Regions from separate parts of the Homo sapiens genome. Here region 2 is linked to region 1. Evidence: chromatin loops called from intact Hi-C (ENCODE). Cell type or tissue: PC-9. All regions are shown on one strand. Links, peaks and the distances in the headings refer to the core of each region. The heading gives the core; the rest is flanking DNA.

Region 1 (4,407 bases), core at 258-4,257:
GGCAAATGGGAAAATAAGGCTGACACAGTTTCATCATCAGCTGGTAGTTAACTTTAAGCTTTGTTTTTTTCTTCTCCATTTTAAATGAAAGATAGTATCCAATTTACAAATGGATTTGCTTCACAGTTTCTTTTTAAATGGGCTTAAATGGATCTCATAATAGCACATTTCCTTAACATGTTCTGTTAGGAAACCAAGGCATAATATTGATGATGCTATAGCATCCTGACGTTTTACTTCATTCCATTCAGAAAATCCAGAGCTGGGTCCATGGCCCATTTCCTTCTGGTAGCAGGGGGAGAGGACCTGGCTTTTCTCTGGATCCCTCCCTGGTGTCAGCTGAGAGACTTTCCTGGCTTACTCCTTTCTCTACTGTCAGGGACCCAGTACTTCCTGCTTCGTCTCTCAGGTTGGGGCTGGGAACATGCTCCCCATCCTACCTTTTTTTTTTTTTTTTTTTTTTTTTTTTGAGACAGGGTCTTGCTCTGTCGCCTAGGCTGGAGTGCAGTGGCACAATCACAGGTCACTGCAGCCTCTACCTTCCAGGCTCAAGTGATCCTCCCACCTCAGCCTCCCAAGTAGCTGGGACTACAGGTGCATGCCACCATGCCTGGCTAAATTTTGTAGTTTTTGTAGAGATGGGGGGTCTCACTATGTTGCCCAGGCTGGTCTTGAACTCCTGGGCTCAAACGATCCTCCTGCCTCTGCCTCCCAAAGTGCTGGGATTTCAAGCAAGAGTCACCATACCCAGCTTCCCATTCTACTTTTTTCTCCCAGGTTTTTTGCTGGTCAGAACTCCTTGAAAACCTGAGGTGTTCCAGCCTGAAAGGAGGCTGTATCTTGTTCTTCTTAATGAAGATGACATGATGTAGCAGGAGGAATAAAACACATTTGGAGTCAGGATACCTGGAGTTACCCTGATACTGCCTTTTTTTTTTTTCCCTGTGAGACCCTGAGCAAATCATTTGCCTTTTAATTTTGGTAGGGGTGGTGGGTGTTTAGTGTATGTGGTGTGTAGTTTGCATTATGTTACATCTGATGTCCCTCACTGCTTTAACATTACATACCACATATTTCAGAAGAGGATTTGCAAATATGATCACATATTTCAGAAGGGGATTTGCAAATTATTAGGTTCTTAAAAGGTAGGAACATAAGATTTTTAACATAGAATTTATGAACTTTTACACATGGTTGAACAAGAAACTCCTTAGAATTCAGATGTTTATACTTGGGTATGTTATGAATAACTGACATAGTCTCAGTGTATTACTATAAAATGCTGCCATTTCTGGAAGGGGTGGTATCATGTTGTGTGTAGATATAATACATATATTTTTAAGAGATGGGAGTCTTGCTCTATCACCCAAGCTGGAATGCAGTGGCACAGTCATAGCTCACTGCAGCTTTGAACTCCTGGGCTCAAGCGATCTTTTCATCTCAGCCTTCCAAGTAGCTGGAACGTGCCACCATGCCTGGCTAATTTTTTATAGAGGTGGGGTCTTGCTATGTTGTCCAAGCTGGTCTCGAACTTCTGGCTTCAAGCAGTCCTTCTGCCTTGGCCTCCCAAAGTGCTGGGATTACAGGTGTGAGCCACTTTACCTGGCCCATAAATATATTATAACTAAAATTTGCTCTTTAACTGTTTACTGAAAGTACGGGTTGTCATCCTTTTATTTTCTATAGGCCAACACGTTTAGTGCTACTAGGAGACAAAAATAATAAAGTAATACTGATAGGTAAAAATGCTATATTTAAAATTCCTAAAAATTTGCATATCAAAATTTAAGTTGTTCATATAATTTCTTAGGGGAAAATGAAGCAGAAAGAAGTTTATTTAAAAGTTATACCCTTGTGATTGAAAATCTGTCTAAAATATATCAGTTTCTTTTCTTGTTCTAGTTCAAGGTGGTAAACATAATTAAGCTTTATTGAGTATCTTGCCACAGAATGAATCATGAATGGTTACGTTTACTATGATTTTATCAATGATCTATGTGGAAGGTGGGAGATTAAATTAAATGTGTGCAGGCATCAGCCAAAAATTTATTAAATATTTTAATGCTTTACATTTTTTCTTTCAGGTAGAACTATGAGAGATAGTATATTGCAGGCTCTAATTTCTTTGGTTTCTAATGTTTGACTATATAAGAATATAATCATCATAAGATGGCAATATTCATTATTAAATTTAATTTATGCTACCACTCAAATGGTTAGGTTGTGAAATAAGATTGTTTAATAGTGTTTGAAAGATTTGTATACCCCTGAGACTCTAGCTAGCACCCTGACTGATGCCCTGACAGAAAAAGATGATTGGAGCATTCAGAAGTTATGCCTCACTCGGGGAGGGGCAGTTGAGATTTGTTCCCTGATACCAGACCCATTCCTTGAATACTTTGTGACTGATGAGATTGACTTTGGAGTGGGAGACAGAGAAAGAATTTGGGGTGCGGTAGTATCTTGGAGGCTTAAGGGAGAGCACCAAGAAGCAGATCACAGGGCAGAAGAGGGATGAGTGCCTTTCAAGAGAAGGTGGGGAGGTTTGAGAGGAGTGAGTCAATAGTGTAGAGTCCTCACACAATCCTGCCTCCCAGCTGTTCCCTTTGCCATCAGATGCTGAGTGATTTGACATTACAGATGACCATGGAGGGCAGTGTGGGTGATGAGGAAGGCTGCACCGCACTGTGGGATTCACATTAGGCAGTCCAATATAAACCAGACTTACACCAGACTCATGCAACAAATTTGCCCACTAGCCATTATTCACAAATTACTGAAGTTATCACTGACTGATAAACACAGAATACCAGCAGGTGGGAGGAAATGTTGTCTAGTTTCTATTATTAGCTTGTGCTCCATCTGCTGATTATAAAAGTTTCACTGGTTCATTTATTTTAACCTCTCAATTGAATCTTACTGCAGGAAAACAAATTGTAGAATACATCTTACTAGTTGTGGGAAATCAAATTTAATTTGAATAGCAAAAAGTAAATAGAATGATATTTTATGCTGAATCTAAGTAGCCACATCCGTAGTCTTCTTTATTAAAGGAATGTTGGGTTAGCTCAATTGTGGATAATTTTATTATTTTCATTTAGGAAACAATTACAACATATTAGATAAATGGTAAATCATTTTTTACCCTTTCTTCTCCATGATTTAAAAAATAAGAATGGAAAACATGAATTTTACATTTTTTTCCCACTGCATTAAGTTTTATTATTACTGTGGTTTGTTTTTATTTCAAACTTTTCATGTTTCATGTCTCTCAACGCTTTTTGTCCTCAAACTTTATTGCTGGAGTATTTAATAGCAAATATAAACGATTCCTATAGACTTTTGTATTTTTGAGAAAAAAGTAGCAGCACGGACAATCTCAGTTGGTTTTTTTTTTTTAAACAAAGTACTGTTTTTCAAAAGAAACTATAACAAACAGTTGTGGACTTTGTTAGGGCTTGGGTAGGTGGGCCAGAAGTCATGGGGTGTTACTTGGATGACGTCATAGCTCAGGGTCTGGTTCTTAGCCCAGGGAGACTCACCCTTTCTAGGTAAACAAACTCCAAGGTGCCTGATGTTTAAACCAGAACTTGTTTATTAACGTATAGTGAAAAGAATTCAACAGCCAAGTGGTTTGGACATTCATGTTGGATAGAAGACTAGTACATTTTTTTCTATCAGAAAATCTGTATGAGAAGCCATAGTATGCCTGGAATTGGAAGTAATAGGAATTATGTTTTGACCAGCAAAAAATTTTTATTGGGATGAAGTCCAGCCTACCAATTTTTTTCTTTTGTGGTTCATGCTTTTGATGACATGTCTAAGAAGTTGTTGCCTAACTCAAGATTATAAAGATATGCAGCTACATTTTTTTCTAGAAGTTTTATAGTTTTGTCCCTTACATTTAGGACTGTGGTCTGTTTTGAATTAACTTTTGTGTATGATGCTAGGTAATATGCTAGTTACGTATGAATGTCTAGTTTTTCCAGCACTATTTGTTGAAAAAACTGTCCTTTCTTCCGTTGAATTAACTTGGCACCTCTGGGAAGAATCTGTTGACCCTATATTGCTAGGTCTGTCTGGACCCTGTTCAGTTCCATTGACCCGTGTGTTTAATTTTATGCCATTACCACACCATCTTGATGATGATAGCTTTAAATGTTGCAATCAGGTAATGTGAGTCCCAGTTTGTCCTTTTACGTAATTGTTTTGGCTAGTCTGTTCCTTTATATTTCCATGTAAATTTTTAAATCAGTTTATCAGTTTCTATAAAAATGTTTGCCATGATTTTGATTGTAATTGTGTTGAGTCTAAAGATCAGTTGGGAGGCTGGATGCAGTGGCTCACACCTGTAATCACAACACTTTGGGAAGCCAAGGTGGGTGGATCGCTTGAGCCCAGGAGTTC
Region 2 (4,407 bases), core at 262-4,261, 79 kb after region 1:
ATCTCCTTTTCTTCTTCTCCCACACATTCTTCTCACAGAAAGGGAGTCAGTGAACACTCATCTTACTTCTGAAAGGTTGGCAGCTTTTGGACCTCAAAGTTAGTTTTACTTAGAGTCACACTTGGAGGGCATCTTCAAAATCTTCTGGTTCTGTTCCCTCGTTTAAAAGTAGGGGAAACTTGCCACAGCTGCTACTGGTAGAGCTGCACTTGAAGTCGTGAAATGAGAATATGAATTCAAATGAGACGCTGTGTCCAGTGTTTGACTTCTTTGAGCACTGCAATAGGTTGCAGATCCCAGCAGGTTCCCCTTGGATGTGGGGTTGTGTTTACTTTTCTTAACTTATTGTTTCAACTATTTGCTAATTTTTGTGACTTAGGAAGTTGTGATTTATGTAGCTATAAAAAAGCATATACACAGTGCTCAGGGTTGATACTGGCGTGGTCAATTTTTAAAAGTTTATATAACTGGCAAAAGTAAACATTGTGGAGCTTTTAAATGATTGTATAAGTTACTGTTACATTTATGTGCATAAATATTTTCTTCTTAAAATATTTGGTGAGGATTTTTTTGCTCTTCGATACAGTTTCTTTTGTTGTTTTTTGCTTATTTCAAAAGCATGCTCATTAAAAGGAAAAAAGTCAAAATTATAAATGTTTCTGGAAAATCAGTTAGAAACACAAAAGCAATTATTAGAAAAAGTTTTCCTGAAAACTCTGGCACAGAAGCTTGAAAAACAACCCATGATGTACCAAAATTAGCGATACTTGAAAAAAAGCCATAACTGGGGGATATTCCTTTTCAACCAAATGGCTGTTTAGGCCAAATTGTTGTGATGATCAAATTGCTTTTAACCAAGTGTATGCCACTCTATATTTTCAAACCATGGTCTCATTTATCTTTAAGCTTTGCATATGCTGCTTCCTTAGAAGAGGGTCCTTTTCGATCTCCACTTTCATCTGGCTGATTAGTGAAGAATTAACTAGCACTTGTGAACTAGAACCCATTAAAATTAGGAACATGAAACCTGATTAAAAATTTCAAGATTTTTAGTTCTTTGTTTTAAAAGTCCTTGTTTATCCAGAAAAAAGCAATCTCTAAAAATATTATTGTTTAAAAAGTTAAATATTTGATTTGTGACATCATTTGTTTTATTATATCATTTAAAATATCTAGATAGGGTAACAATGTCAAATATTAAAGCAACTTTATAAGAAAACAAAATTTTCATGATTATTAAATTCTTTCTAAGCCCAAACTTGCAACTTATGTATAAAAAGGTAAAGTAATCCTGAGACCAAAAAGTTTGAGAAATATTACTCTATGACTGTATGTAATAGGTTATTTATTGCAGCACTGTTATAACTGCAAGAGGTTGGAAATGACCTACATGTTCATCAATAAGAGATTGGTAAAAATAATTATGATACATCCAAACAGCGAAATACAACATTAAAAAGAATCAGGAGCATTAGGCCAGAAAATGAGATGAAACACATCAATCTCTTATTGATGGTTTCACTGAGTAGGAAGAGGTAAAACCATCTCTATTTGCAGATGATAGCATCTTGTTTAAAGAAAATCTCAAGGAACCTAGCATAATAACTACCAGAATGAATAAATGAGTTCAGTAAGGTTGAAGCATACAATATCAGTATTTAACAAACTATTGTGTTTCTATACACTTGCAAAGAACAATCCAAAAATGAAATGAAGAAAACAATTCTGGGCCAGGCACAGTGGTGCACACCTGTAGTCCCAGTTACTTGGAAGACTGAAGTGGGAGAGTCTCTTGAGTCCAGTCTGGGTAACGTGGTGTGACCCTGTTTCTTAATCTTTTGATTATCAAGGAAAATTCAGGATCAGGTCAGAGAATATTTTTCACTCAACAGTCCAGCAGATAACACTAAACTCTGTTTAGTCTCAGTGGATGACACCTAGCCCTCAGCCTGGCCTTCAACCACTGCTGCTCCATCTCGCTTTCCCACTGGCATCCTGGTGCCCTGCACACCCCAGCCCTGGGCCAAGGCTGCTTGAGGATGGGCCCTGAGGACTTTTAAAATGTAACCTTTTCTCCAGAAAAAAGTTAATATGGCCTTATTTTGTATTTTTCAGGCTAAAATTACATTTGTTTAAAGCAAATCGGCTAATTAATTAAAACTTGTATTTGTTGGTGAGCAGACATCCGTGGCTTTTTTCCAGATGTATTTAAATTTTAGTGTTCCGGTAGTTCAGTTGTATGACTAAGCCTGCCCTTGAAACTGATTGTTCTATTAAGAATGTTTTCCTTTTGATTCATCATTCTTCAGAATACTTTTAAGAATAAAGTGCAGTTAACACACAGATTATTTACCTTGCAAATCATGGTTTCTAGGTAAATTACTGGTGTCAGGAACATTTATATATTATTCTTTAGCATAATTTAAACTGCAGAACTAGAGTAAGAGCTGGTTGTTATTGGAAATACCTGTGTCTTCAGTTAGCTAAATTTTACCTGGAGAATTGTTCCAAAATATAAAATTGATGACATTCTTTTGTCATTTACAACATTTATTTCTGCCTCTTCTACCTATGACACTAGGTACTCCCTCTTTATATTAGAGGGTTTTATATAACTACTTGTTGTTACTCATCATGTGCAATTTGCTGTCTAGAAATTCATAGGACAACAATATGAGAAATGGCACCTATGAGTTAAGTACTGATTTAGCTTTTGCTTTTCTCGGGGAATGGGGTGGGGGACAGAGAAAGAAGGAAGGACTTTATTTTCTGAAGTATGTTAACAGCTATCATTAGAAGACTCCCTTTAATCACTTACTTGGGCCTGGAATTAGAACTTGAGCCATGAGAGACTGTGTTTAGGAGGAGTAGTTTAAGGGGATAAATGATTTTTAGGGGAAGATTGGAGTCCAGAGAAGTCTATATAATGTGGTTTCCTTGCATAGGATCCATCTAATTGGCAATTTATGGTGGAAATATATTCTTCAATACTGATCAGCTATATTTTAAATTTATTCCTTCACATTTGAAAGAGGATATTTGGTCTAAATATTTTTTCTTTTTGTAAACTTTAATTTATTGACACATAAATGCATTTGGAGAGGAAGAGGCCCTGGATGCCATTGTTGGACACACTCTGTTTGTTAGTCATCTACTTGGTTACTGCATGGGAGACACCCAACTGACTATCACAGATTTTATCACTGTTCCATCACGACTTTGGAAAGCTTAATTTACTCATGGCGCAGATATTCTTTGCCCACATAGTGAAGTCAGTGACTTCATGACTCCACCAAATCAATCACACTGTTCTTTATTTTCTGATTTGGTGGCGGGAAGATAATATAAATCCTCAAGCTGAGAACACAGTGGTATCTTTTAGAGAACAGAAAAAAAAGCTCTATTTCCTCTGTGGTTTTGACCATTGCAAAGTGATCGAGAATAATTTCACATCTGTGGGCTCAGATTAAATAGGGGAATTTTTTTTTTTTTTTTTTTGAGATGGAGTTTTGCTCTTGTCGCCCAGGCTGGAGTGCAATGGTGCGATCTCGGCTCACCGCAACCTCTGCCTCCCCGCAATCTCCGCCTCCTGGGTTCAAGTGATTCTCCTGCCTCAGCCTCCCAGGTAGCTGGGATTACAGGCATGTGCCACCACGCCCAGCTAATTTTGTATTTTTAGTAGAGACGGGGTTTCTTCATGTTGGTCAGGCTGGTCTCGAACTCCTAACCTGAGGTGGTCTGCCCGCCTCAGCCTCCCAAACTGCTGGGATTACAGGCGTGAGCCACTGCCCCCAGCCAAAATAGGGGAATTTTTGAAGCATCAACTTTATAAAGGGCTAATGAAAAATACTGCTTGGTAGAGTGTATTGCTTTGGGTTCTTAAAACCTACAAATAAGACTTTTTTCCCCAGACCTTAGATTTATGTTAGTAGTTCCTAAACTTTAGCCTTATCGAACTCACTTGGAAATATTTTAAACTTTAAAAAGTTGCAAAAATAAAGTAGTACAAGGAACACTGATAGACTGTTTACCCAGATTGAGCTCTTGTTAATGTTTTACCTAGTTTGCTTTATTATTCTCCCTTCCCCAGTCGTGTGTGTGTGTGTGTGTGTGTGTGTGTGTGTGTGTGTGTACTTTTTTTATCTGAACCACTTGAGGGTAAGTTATATATACCATAATCCTTTACCTCTAAATACTTCAGTATGTATTTCCTAAGAATAGGGTTATTCTGTTTTGGACCACACAGTTAGCAACTTCATAAATTTATATTGGTATAATATTTTAATGTCTGTATTTCAGTCTTGTTTGTTGATCTTTTACATCATCCTCTCTTCCCCGAGGGCAAGGACCAGTTCAGGGTCAGGTATTGCATTTAGGTGTCATGTCTCTTTAACCTGCTTTATTTGT

The links. A loop is a pair of places that touch in the nucleus more often than their neighbours do. Peaks named below come from ENCODE experiments on the same cell type or tissue, not always from the same donor. Only the 100,000 strongest peaks of a DNase experiment are listed, where the experiment ranks them.
Region 2: it touches region 1 in a loop (9-fold over the local background); 1 of 110 quality-filtered maps calls a loop at or near these places.

Annotation. Positions count from the first base shown.
Region 1 is chr6:56,807,246-56,811,652 of GRCh38, reverse strand. All of the region lies in intron 4 of DST (dystonin), which reads left to right. Among named protein-coding and RNA genes, the nearest start is that of DST-AS1, 35 kb to the left of the region's middle. In PC-9, for the core only: no CTCF peak of the experiment used is centred there; a DNase peak (open chromatin) is centred at 2,402; H3K27ac peaks cover 2,662 bases.
Region 2 is chr6:56,728,699-56,733,105 of GRCh38, reverse strand. The region is part of intron 5 of DST (dystonin); the gene reads left to right. Among named protein-coding and RNA genes, the nearest start is that of DST-AS1, 110 kb to the left of the region's middle. In PC-9, for the core only: no CTCF peak of the experiment used is centred there; a DNase peak (open chromatin) is centred at 2,315; H3K27ac peaks cover 3,718 bases.